Linked DNA regions of Homo sapiens: all the other regions are linked to region 3. The links are chromatin contacts, found by Hi-C in ENCODE. All regions are on one chromosome and are shown on one strand. The core of a region is the stretch at or near the end of the contact, and the rest is flanking DNA. Distances in the headings are between cores, read along the strand shown.

Region 1 (2,869 bases), core at 337-2,836, 1.2 Mb before region 3:
ATCTAGTAAGATATAAACCAAAATGTTAAGGTTAGTTATCACTGGTTTATGAGACTATAGTTTATTTCTATATTTTTAACACTTTTCTGCATTTTTAATATTTTCTATAATAAATAAGTATTCATTTTTCATGACAAAAAGAAATGTCATGTAATAATATGAAGTCAAACATATATCAAATATTGATACTGCAAAAGTTTTCTTTTGTGAACCAGTTGAATCCATAGAAGGACCGCTCTCAGAGCTCAAACACAGTGCTCCAGGGTGCTACCTGCTGCTTAGAATTCTCCATAGGAGAAACGAGAAAAAGAAAAACCAAGCCCAGTTATGCTTCTCTGTGCCAGTTTTTCAAGCCAGCATATATAGAAGTATCTAGAAGATATACAAATGATTAGGAAACAGGAAGTTCAGCCAGCCACATTATTTAGGATCATGTCAAATACATCCCTAAAAATTAAAAAGTAATAATGATTTCCGTATTTCTTATTAATCTTAATTCGTGAGACAAGGCCTTTGTATCAATTCATAATAAATTTAGGAGTATTCGTGAAAAATTTTAAATACAATATATACTTTGACCAGCAACCCCACTTCATGGACACTGACCTACAGAAAGACACATTTGTGTACCAAGTTTCATGGCCAAGAATTGTACAGGAAAACATTGTAAGAACAAAGATTTCCACTAAAGGGGAAATGATTTTAACATTATGAGACATTTATACTATGTAATGCTATCCATCTGCCAAACAGAATGCTATAGACTTCTACATATGGACATGGAATGATCTCCTACACGTATTAACTGTAAGAAAAATAAGCAAATTCAAGAACTATTTCCCAAAGAAACCCCTTTTATGTTTTAATAAATCTATATGTGTGTATAGATTTGTATATTTATATATGTAAATACATAGAAATATTGAAAAGGTCTAGAAAGATACATACCCAGTTATTAACAATGACTATGTCTAGGAAAGGTCGTTTTTAAAACTTTATATTTTCTGAATTGTTTTAATTCCTTCATACACACACATTTCCATTTATAAACTTGAATTCAGTTGAACTCTTGGCAGGGATGGAAGACATGGTGTCCATCTAGCCACAGAGACATAACTGATAGCTCAGACTGGTAGGAGAATCAATTAACGCACTCATTCAACAAACATTTATTGAATATTTACAAGATGCCAAGCCTATGCTAGAAACTGTAGGTGCAAAAATGAAAATAGTAAAACATTGTCTCTGTCTTCAAATTTTCCACGAAGGTATACATACCTCATTAAAAAAATCTGGATTTTCACTTGTTCTTTATCTTATATGTTTTTTATAAAGTTAGTAGAAACAACGGTTTCTTAGTGTTGCAGAAAACGCAGTAATGAATCATTAACAATGAATCATTAACAATGAATCAACAGTGGCTCGAGGAAACATCTTTATGACTTACATCATTAAGATTTGAAGAATTGATTCTGCTCCCACCTCCTAACATATACCCTTCTACCCCTAAGCTCACGGTTGATGCCAAAATCTCTTTATTGTGAGTTACACGGAGACAGGAGCAGCGACGCAAGCTACGTGAAGTCTACTAAATCCACTGTTGCCCTCTCGGTAAACCAGTATGAATGCAGCAACAGGAAGGACCACAAGATGGCAGACTGGAAACGAGTCATGGAGCCTACAGCAGGCGATGAGGTGCTACAGCCAGTGGAATCCCGTAGCCCTGGCATCTGAAGAGAGACTGGGAAGGGCTTTATAGATCTGTTGAACGGAGGGATCAGAGCGAAGAACAATTTTGGCACCACTCTAGTGCTTGCTCACATCTCTTAGTGTTCTATTTAGTTGTTTTTACCATCTAAAAAACAAACCATGTTCATCTCTTCTTCCCACCCCAAATAGATAGTCATACTCATCAAAATCAATCATAGCTTTCTATTTTAGTATGATTGAGTAGCAGAATTTTTAAATTGGACAGGATCTCCCCAAATTTGAGGATGAGGTGCTTCATGCATAGGGAGGAGGCAGAAAGATAGATAGGGACCTGGTGGGACAAAGAAGCACAAGTCCACATTGTCATAAGGAAAGGCTCTTTTCATGATGTATGGGGACTAGGGTTGAGAAATTATTTTCAGGAAGTTGTGTGAGTAAGGCCAAAACTGTAATTTTCCAGACTTTATACCTGTGCATGCAGAGACACATAGGTAAAGATGTTGAGTAATGTGAAAGTGTACATTGGTGCTGCTGTTCTTATTTAAGCAGATAAAGTATCTACATAACCTATGATCCAGCCATTTCATTCCTGGGCATATATCTCAAATAAATCCTCACACAGGCTTGCAAGCATATATGCACAAAGATGACAGTGTGGTTTGTAGTGTCCAGCAACTGGAGGTAACCTGGGTGCTCATAATTGGGAGAGTAGATAAGTAAGTGGTGGCTTACAGATATTTACAGGATCATGCATAAAAGGGCAAATGGCCAAGCAGCACATATTTTGACCTGCCAACACGGTGTTGACCAGGATGGCTCTTGGAGACAGAAGGAGCAGACATCTGGGACCTCCAATATTGTCCTATCATACTCTGAGACAGTGCACAGCAATCTGGCAGGGCCAACTGTCTGACTCTAGGAAAAGGACATTGAACCTTGAGCTAGGAGGTTTGAAAGCTGTGATTGAGGTGGCATTGGCCTCTTTTGAAAAGCAAAATCCCAAAGTGTATTTTGAGAACATTGATAATTTGTTGTCAAGACAAGTTGCATAAAAAGCCGGCCCGGCACGGTGGCTAATGCCTGTAATCTTAGCACTTTGGGAGGCTGAATGGGTGGATTGCCTGAGCTCAGGAGCTCAAGACCAGCATAGACAACATGG
Region 2 (3,073 bases), core at 363-2,862, 1.2 Mb before region 3:
CATATTTAGCATAATCATATCTTACAGCAACAGCTTTCCCTGAGTTTTCTATGTTTACTAGTAAACTATTACTGTTGAATCAACTTTTTTTTTTTCACCAATGCCTTGATTTTCTCTTGGGAAACTACCTCTTACATATTCTCAGTGCTGTAATTAAAACAGGGCCGGCTCCATACCCTGACTTCAGAAAAAGGTAAGTGACACAGGGCTGCCCAATGGGAGTGCTATGTCCTCTGAGCAAATCAGAGACAATGAGCGTCAGCCCAGGACTTGAGAAAGAAAAGCTCTGTTTCCACTGGGCTATGAAGCTGAACTGAGAGAATAGACTCAGAAAGAAGTCAAAAGAGAGAAACACAGAGTTGAGAGATTTCTGAGGAAATGGTTTGAACACCTCCAGCCAGTCATTTCATATGCCAATATGGGGAAGTTTTGTCATGTGTTGACTTGGCTAAGCTACACTCTGTCACTCAGAATCCCCTTTGCTATAAATGTCTGATTAGAGTGGAACGCAAAAGACATTTTGCATGGGATTCAGAAGGTGGAGGTGAAGGCAACCACATTGTTTTTATGTCTGAAAGGGCTGGGCAGGGGCACCAGGTTCTGCTGCAGTGCATGTGCTTTGTCAGTTATCTACTGACTTTCCTTTGTTGTTGTGAGTCAACAGCCAGATTTACATCTACTCCACCTTCCCTCAGATTCTCTTACACTTTCACCGGCTCCTGGGCCAAGTGCATGTTTAGCTTGCACTTGGAAAGCATGACACTTGGAAAGATGACAAAGGGTGCCATCTTTCCTTCTGCAGGAAGGAGTTGACGTGGTCTGCAGATGATAAGACACAGACCAGGTTCCAGTCCATCCTCAGAGGTCAGATATATATATATATATATATATATATATATATATATATATATATCCCACTTTCCTGCTAGACAGCTAGCTCTGAAGTCTTCATGCTCCAGCATCAGAAATGAAGACAACAGCTATATGAAAACTCATGAACTAACCAGCTTTCAAAATTGCATAGATCTAATTCTTGTAATAAATCTCTTAGTGTGTGTGTGTGTGTGTGTGTGTGTGCGCGCGCACAGACACCTTTGATCGATTGAGCCGTTCTCTGATTGGACCCCAGCTGATACAGAATATTATCAAGTATCTTTTTCATTACATAGTTAATGTTTAAGTCAGTATGGTTTAAGTTTAAATTTAAGCCAGATGGAATTTGGTTTCTGTCACTTGCCACTAAAAAATGATTAATATGCAGGATTACCCTATTTTGACTAAGCAACTTGATATCCTGAGGGCAAGATCTGTCCTTCGCTTCTCCTTAAATCCCCAGCATGCAGCAAAATGTCAGATACATAGTAGGCACTCGACAGGCACATGTTGAATGAACTAACTAAAGGCCACAGAATAAAAATATTCTCTAGGGGACCCAGAGTTGAAGCCTCACACAATGTGAATCGTGTGGAAGATGAAATGCGAGATGAGAGGAACCCCATGCCTCTGCAGAAAGCCATGAAGATCCTGGGTCTGAGAAGCAGCTGGGCCTCCCACCTGGCCGCCTGGAGGAAGGCGCAGCACAGGCCTGACATCTCATGTTCACCACAAGCACAACAGGTGTCCTGGGGCCAGCCAGCCCTCGCACGGAAGCGAACTTCCTGTCACTGCCGACAGGGATTCACTAGATGTACATAACAGAAGTGGCGCAGGAAGGCATTTTTTCAATAGAAAATTTGAAAGCATATCAGATTCCTAGAAAAGGAAGCTTCTGAGAAGGTGATTTCACAGTAAGAAACCCCATGAATCATTAAAAGGATTTATATCTGAGATAAAACATAAATGTGAATCATTCTTTGTGCTTGTCTAGAACATTTTAAGAGAGCCTAAGGAAGTAAGTGGTTCATGGGAACCACAAAGACAAAAATTTCTCAACAGAAACCTTCCAAATGGTTTGACTGATATTCAGCATAAGTGAATCAGGCAATGAGCCAATTTATTTCCAAGAAGAAGCCTTCACAGAGAAAAAGATGTGACAATCACCTTGAATATTGAATCAAAATGGCAGAGGGCAGGCTAATCATGACCCCCAAAGATATCCAAGATCTAATCCTGGAACCTGTGAATATTACCTTATATAGAGAAAGCACATTTGAAGATGTGATTAAATTAAGGCTGTTGAGATGGGAAGAGTGTCCTGGATTATCCAAGTGGACCCTAAATGCAACCACAAGTGTACTCGTAAGAAGGAAAAAGAGGTAGATTTGACCATGGAGGAGATGGTGATGTGAAGAAGAAGTCAAGAGAGATTTGAAGATTCTGGCCTTGACAATGAAGTAAGGGGCCATGAGCCAAGAAATGCTATTCTAGAAGGTAGAAAAAATGTAAGAAAAGGGATTCTTCCTAGAGCCTCTGCTGGTGGTGGGATGGATGGGGGTGCATGGTCCTGCCAACACCTTCATTTTACCCTCTTAAAACCTATGTTGTACTTATACCCTCCCACCCCCGAGAACTGTAAGAGAACAAAGTGTGCTGTTCTAAGTCATCATGTTTGTGATGATTGGCAAAAGCAACCATGGGAACCTCATATTACGGACCAGACCCCAGAGCCACAGCTTGCTGGATGTAGAAAAGAGGAAACAGTGCTGAACATGGGCCTACTGGAAAGCAGGATGCTGCAAAGACCAAAGACTTACAGAAAAGAGTCCAAATTGGCTCCCCACCCCAAAGGGTACTCTTCTGAAATACAGAATAATCTGCAGCCCTCTATCCCTGCCCCAAAAGAAACCTCTCTTCTCTACATCAAGCATAAGAAAAATGCTTGATGGATTTCCTGGATCCACAACCATCTACTCTCCTAAATTTTTTTCTGGTGACCTTGGTATCTGTCCCATTGACTCGCCCCTTCCTTTCATCTCTATGCTTGGCTCCTTCTAATCGACATTTCACTTAGCTTGAAGGTTTCTTTCCCTGGCTTGACTTTGGCATATTGTCTTTAGGGTTCTACTGGTTCCATGTCTCATATCCCATTGGCCTGAGCAGCTCTTCTTCCATATTCAACCATGGTTCATGGAAT
Region 3 (2,831 bases), core at 142-2,641:
TGTCTTCCCCCTCTTTGACAAATTCAAAATGACAGGAAGATGTAAATTCTTGCCCTACCCCTCCGTATTGTGAATTTCATTTCTTCTGTGAGGGTAAAACTTATTTGCCTTTCTTCTCGGGTTTTTTTGGGAATATCCTTTTTACTCACTTGTCAGAGAAAGTGCATTTTTTTAAAATCCAAAAAATAAGTATAGCTTTTTTGGTTTAAAATATTTCTTTTTAGAAAACTTCCCTGGAAGCATAGTATACTGATATCAAAAAAGCAAATATCTTGTTGTATCTTGTCAATTTCATAGGAAATAATAAAACTCCCCCAATTCTCAGAAGCATGTGACTTTGTGTCCAATATGCAAAATTTTATTTTGGAAGGAAATTGTGTATCCAGGTTATTTTTATTTTCTATGTTGTGCTATAATTAATTTTCAAGTTGCACTGTTAAGAACTTGTTTTTTTTCTCTGTTTATGTTACTTTTATTTATTTATTTGGTATGATGTGTTTAAGCTGCACTTATCTTCGTTCTGATGAACTGGTTAGAGCTTTTAAGAGCTCTTTACAAAGGTGTATTAAAACTAGCTCGAGAGCAAGGATTGCCTTAGTTAAAAAAGGTTTTTTAAAAATGTGTCTCCCCCGAGGAACCTACTCAAATTACTTTAAGAAATAAAAACGTTCGGGGCATGCCTGGCAACTATCTGATGGGAAACAGTTCATCTATGGGAGTGCCTGTTGGGAAGATTAGTCCTAGGGCAGATTGCTCAACCTTTCCTGTGCTGAATAGCTCCTTTGCTTTTTACCTGAAGGATCCAAATTAAAATTGGGGAGGGTTGATTGAGGTGAATACTGGTGGTTTAGAGGCGGCACACACACAAACACACAATGGCATGTTTGAAGCCTCCCGAGAAACAGCATTTTATCCCTGTTCCCCCTACTGTAGATGACATAACAAAAGCAATAATAACAGCATTAACAAAAACGACGATTTATTGAGTGTTTCCTCTCTGCCAGGTACTGAAAACCACTTTCTAAAGTAGTGACTGCTGTATACACTTTCCGCAACTAAAAACTTGAAGTTCAGACTGGGCATGCAATTTAACTAGAAGTAAACCACTAGTAAACAGAAGAGCTGGAGTTTTAATTCTGGTCTATTTGATTCCTAATCCCATAGACATAAATAAGGCCTCTCTTCCTTCCTCTCTCTCTTCCCCTCTTCATCCCTCTTTGTGTTGGCTCCATAGCCAACACCCTGCCCCAATGTTATTTTTTTTTTTCTTTTCGGAAGTCTGTAGGGGCATAGGGCAGGGTCATATTGCTGCTAATGGGTTTAAGTAAGCCATCTAAATACAGAATGTGCTAAGGACAGGCCTGGCTACCCAGTTATAGCCTCCTTTTAGCTTTGGCTAGAAAGAAATCCCCAGAGCAAGTGTTGAACGTGGTCACCCACGCTACTTCCTTTCTTGGCTGAAGGTCAGAGAGAGTGAATTCTGGACCCAGCACAAAGTCTTATTCAGGAAATCATAACTGCCACAACCCAAGCACTCAGAATCTCAGCTTTGAAACTGAGTTTGTGGTCATTGCCCAATTTTATTGGCTTTGATAGTGTGTGGTTCTGGCTTCCAAATAAACATACTCATTTTTTTTTTTGCTGTAATTTTTGACATGCTGCCTTTTGAAACAATAATAGTAACTCTATAAATAAGTAGCTTTTAAATGGAAATATTTCCCAATTTAATCCCCTCTACTAAATATTTAATGAATATGTAATAAATAAACATATCATTCATGGAATAAAATTCTACCATTATCTCTACATGATAATTTTTTTAAAGAGTGAGATTCTCTTCTGGAAAAATCTTTAACAGTAGTTTATTTAGAAACAATATGATTCTGTTAATTTTACTTTCCTTCCTGCAGTCTATTTTGTGGTTGCTTTTATTTCTGCAGTTTTAAAAAGAGATATAAAATTAATTTCTTAAAGAAATTTTGACTCTTGATTCTTCTTAAGCATCCAAAGTATAATCTATGCTATATTGAATGGTTGCAAAAATGAACATGACATAATGTAAATATATTTAATTAGAAAAATAACAAATTTTAAAAAGTAAAATTTAAAAATTGAAAGACCTAATGCTCAAGTTATTTGAAAACGATACATCTTGAGAATTACAACATTCAACTGTTCGCCTATTAACTTCAAGCACCATTAAATGCCTCTGTGCTTGTACATAATTGTGCTGTGAAGGACAAGAGGAATTAACACCCAAAACCAGCTCTACTTCTCTGTGAAACTTGGATGAAACACATGTTGTTTCTTCTCAGTTGGTCTCTTATTCCTAAAAATCATAATTTCCTTGCTTATTTACATGCATGTATTCCTTCTCCATTCCCTAATCCCTAAGAGTATGTCAAATCTCCGTTATTATTTTAGTCCTTAATACCATTACATTTTACAAATTATATGTTTACCTATAATTATGTACTTTTAGAGTCTGATTAATAATGATCTTCTCCACTGTGAGATCCACGTGGCAAGTAGTTTTATGCATTTTATTCATAATATATATCTATATCACTAAAGGCAAGATTGACATAGCATCTGCTCAACAAACTTGTTGAATAAATAAATAAGTCAGTGAAGGAGGGGAAGTTACTATAATCTGTTTAAGTTTTATTATATCCCACTAGACCATGAATATGGTGTATTTCAAAAATTGTTTCACCAAATATAGAACACTCACCATATTTCAGCCACTGTTTAAGGCAATAGAATTAAGCAATGAATACAATCCTATATAGTACCTATCCTCAAGAAGCTAGGAATGAGTGTGAGGTAGG

Evidence for each region. Hi-C counts contacts between places; a loop is a spot of excess contacts on that map. Pooled maps may share reads with other maps.
Region 1: a loop to region 3 is called in a map of B cell, with 6 times the contacts of the local background. The contact joins the promoter of LINC02458 here to the enhancer-like site in region 3. A Hi-C loop is called at or near these places in 1 of 168 maps with a recorded cell type or tissue (B cell), 2 of 37 single-sample maps with no recorded cell type and 3 of 50 pooled maps.
Region 2: a loop to region 3 is called in a pooled map, with 5 times the contacts of the local background. The contact joins two enhancer-like sites. A Hi-C loop is called at or near these places in 5 of 37 single-sample maps with no recorded cell type and 5 of 50 pooled maps.

Annotation. Positions count from the first base shown.
Region 1 is chr12:89,018,106-89,020,974 of GRCh38, forward strand. LINC02458 (long intergenic non-protein coding RNA 2458) reads right to left here and starts at 1,587. Exons shown (of 3, transcript NR_038385.1): 1 at 1,448-1,587.
Region 2 is chr12:89,038,704-89,041,776 of GRCh38, forward strand. No RefSeq gene overlaps it. Among named protein-coding and RNA genes, the nearest start is that of LINC02458, 21 kb to the left of the region's middle. RefSeq lists an enhancer at 371-440. Within about 2 kb of position 1,613, at least 4 of the 41 ENCODE cell types and tissues checked have a DNase peak (open chromatin) inside an H3K27ac peak, as active enhancers do.
Region 3 is chr12:90,249,505-90,252,335 of GRCh38, forward strand. No RefSeq gene overlaps it. Among named protein-coding and RNA genes, the nearest start is that of LINC02392, 42 kb to the right of the region's middle. Within about 2 kb of position 1,392, at least 5 of the 41 ENCODE cell types and tissues checked have a DNase peak (open chromatin) inside an H3K27ac peak, as active enhancers do.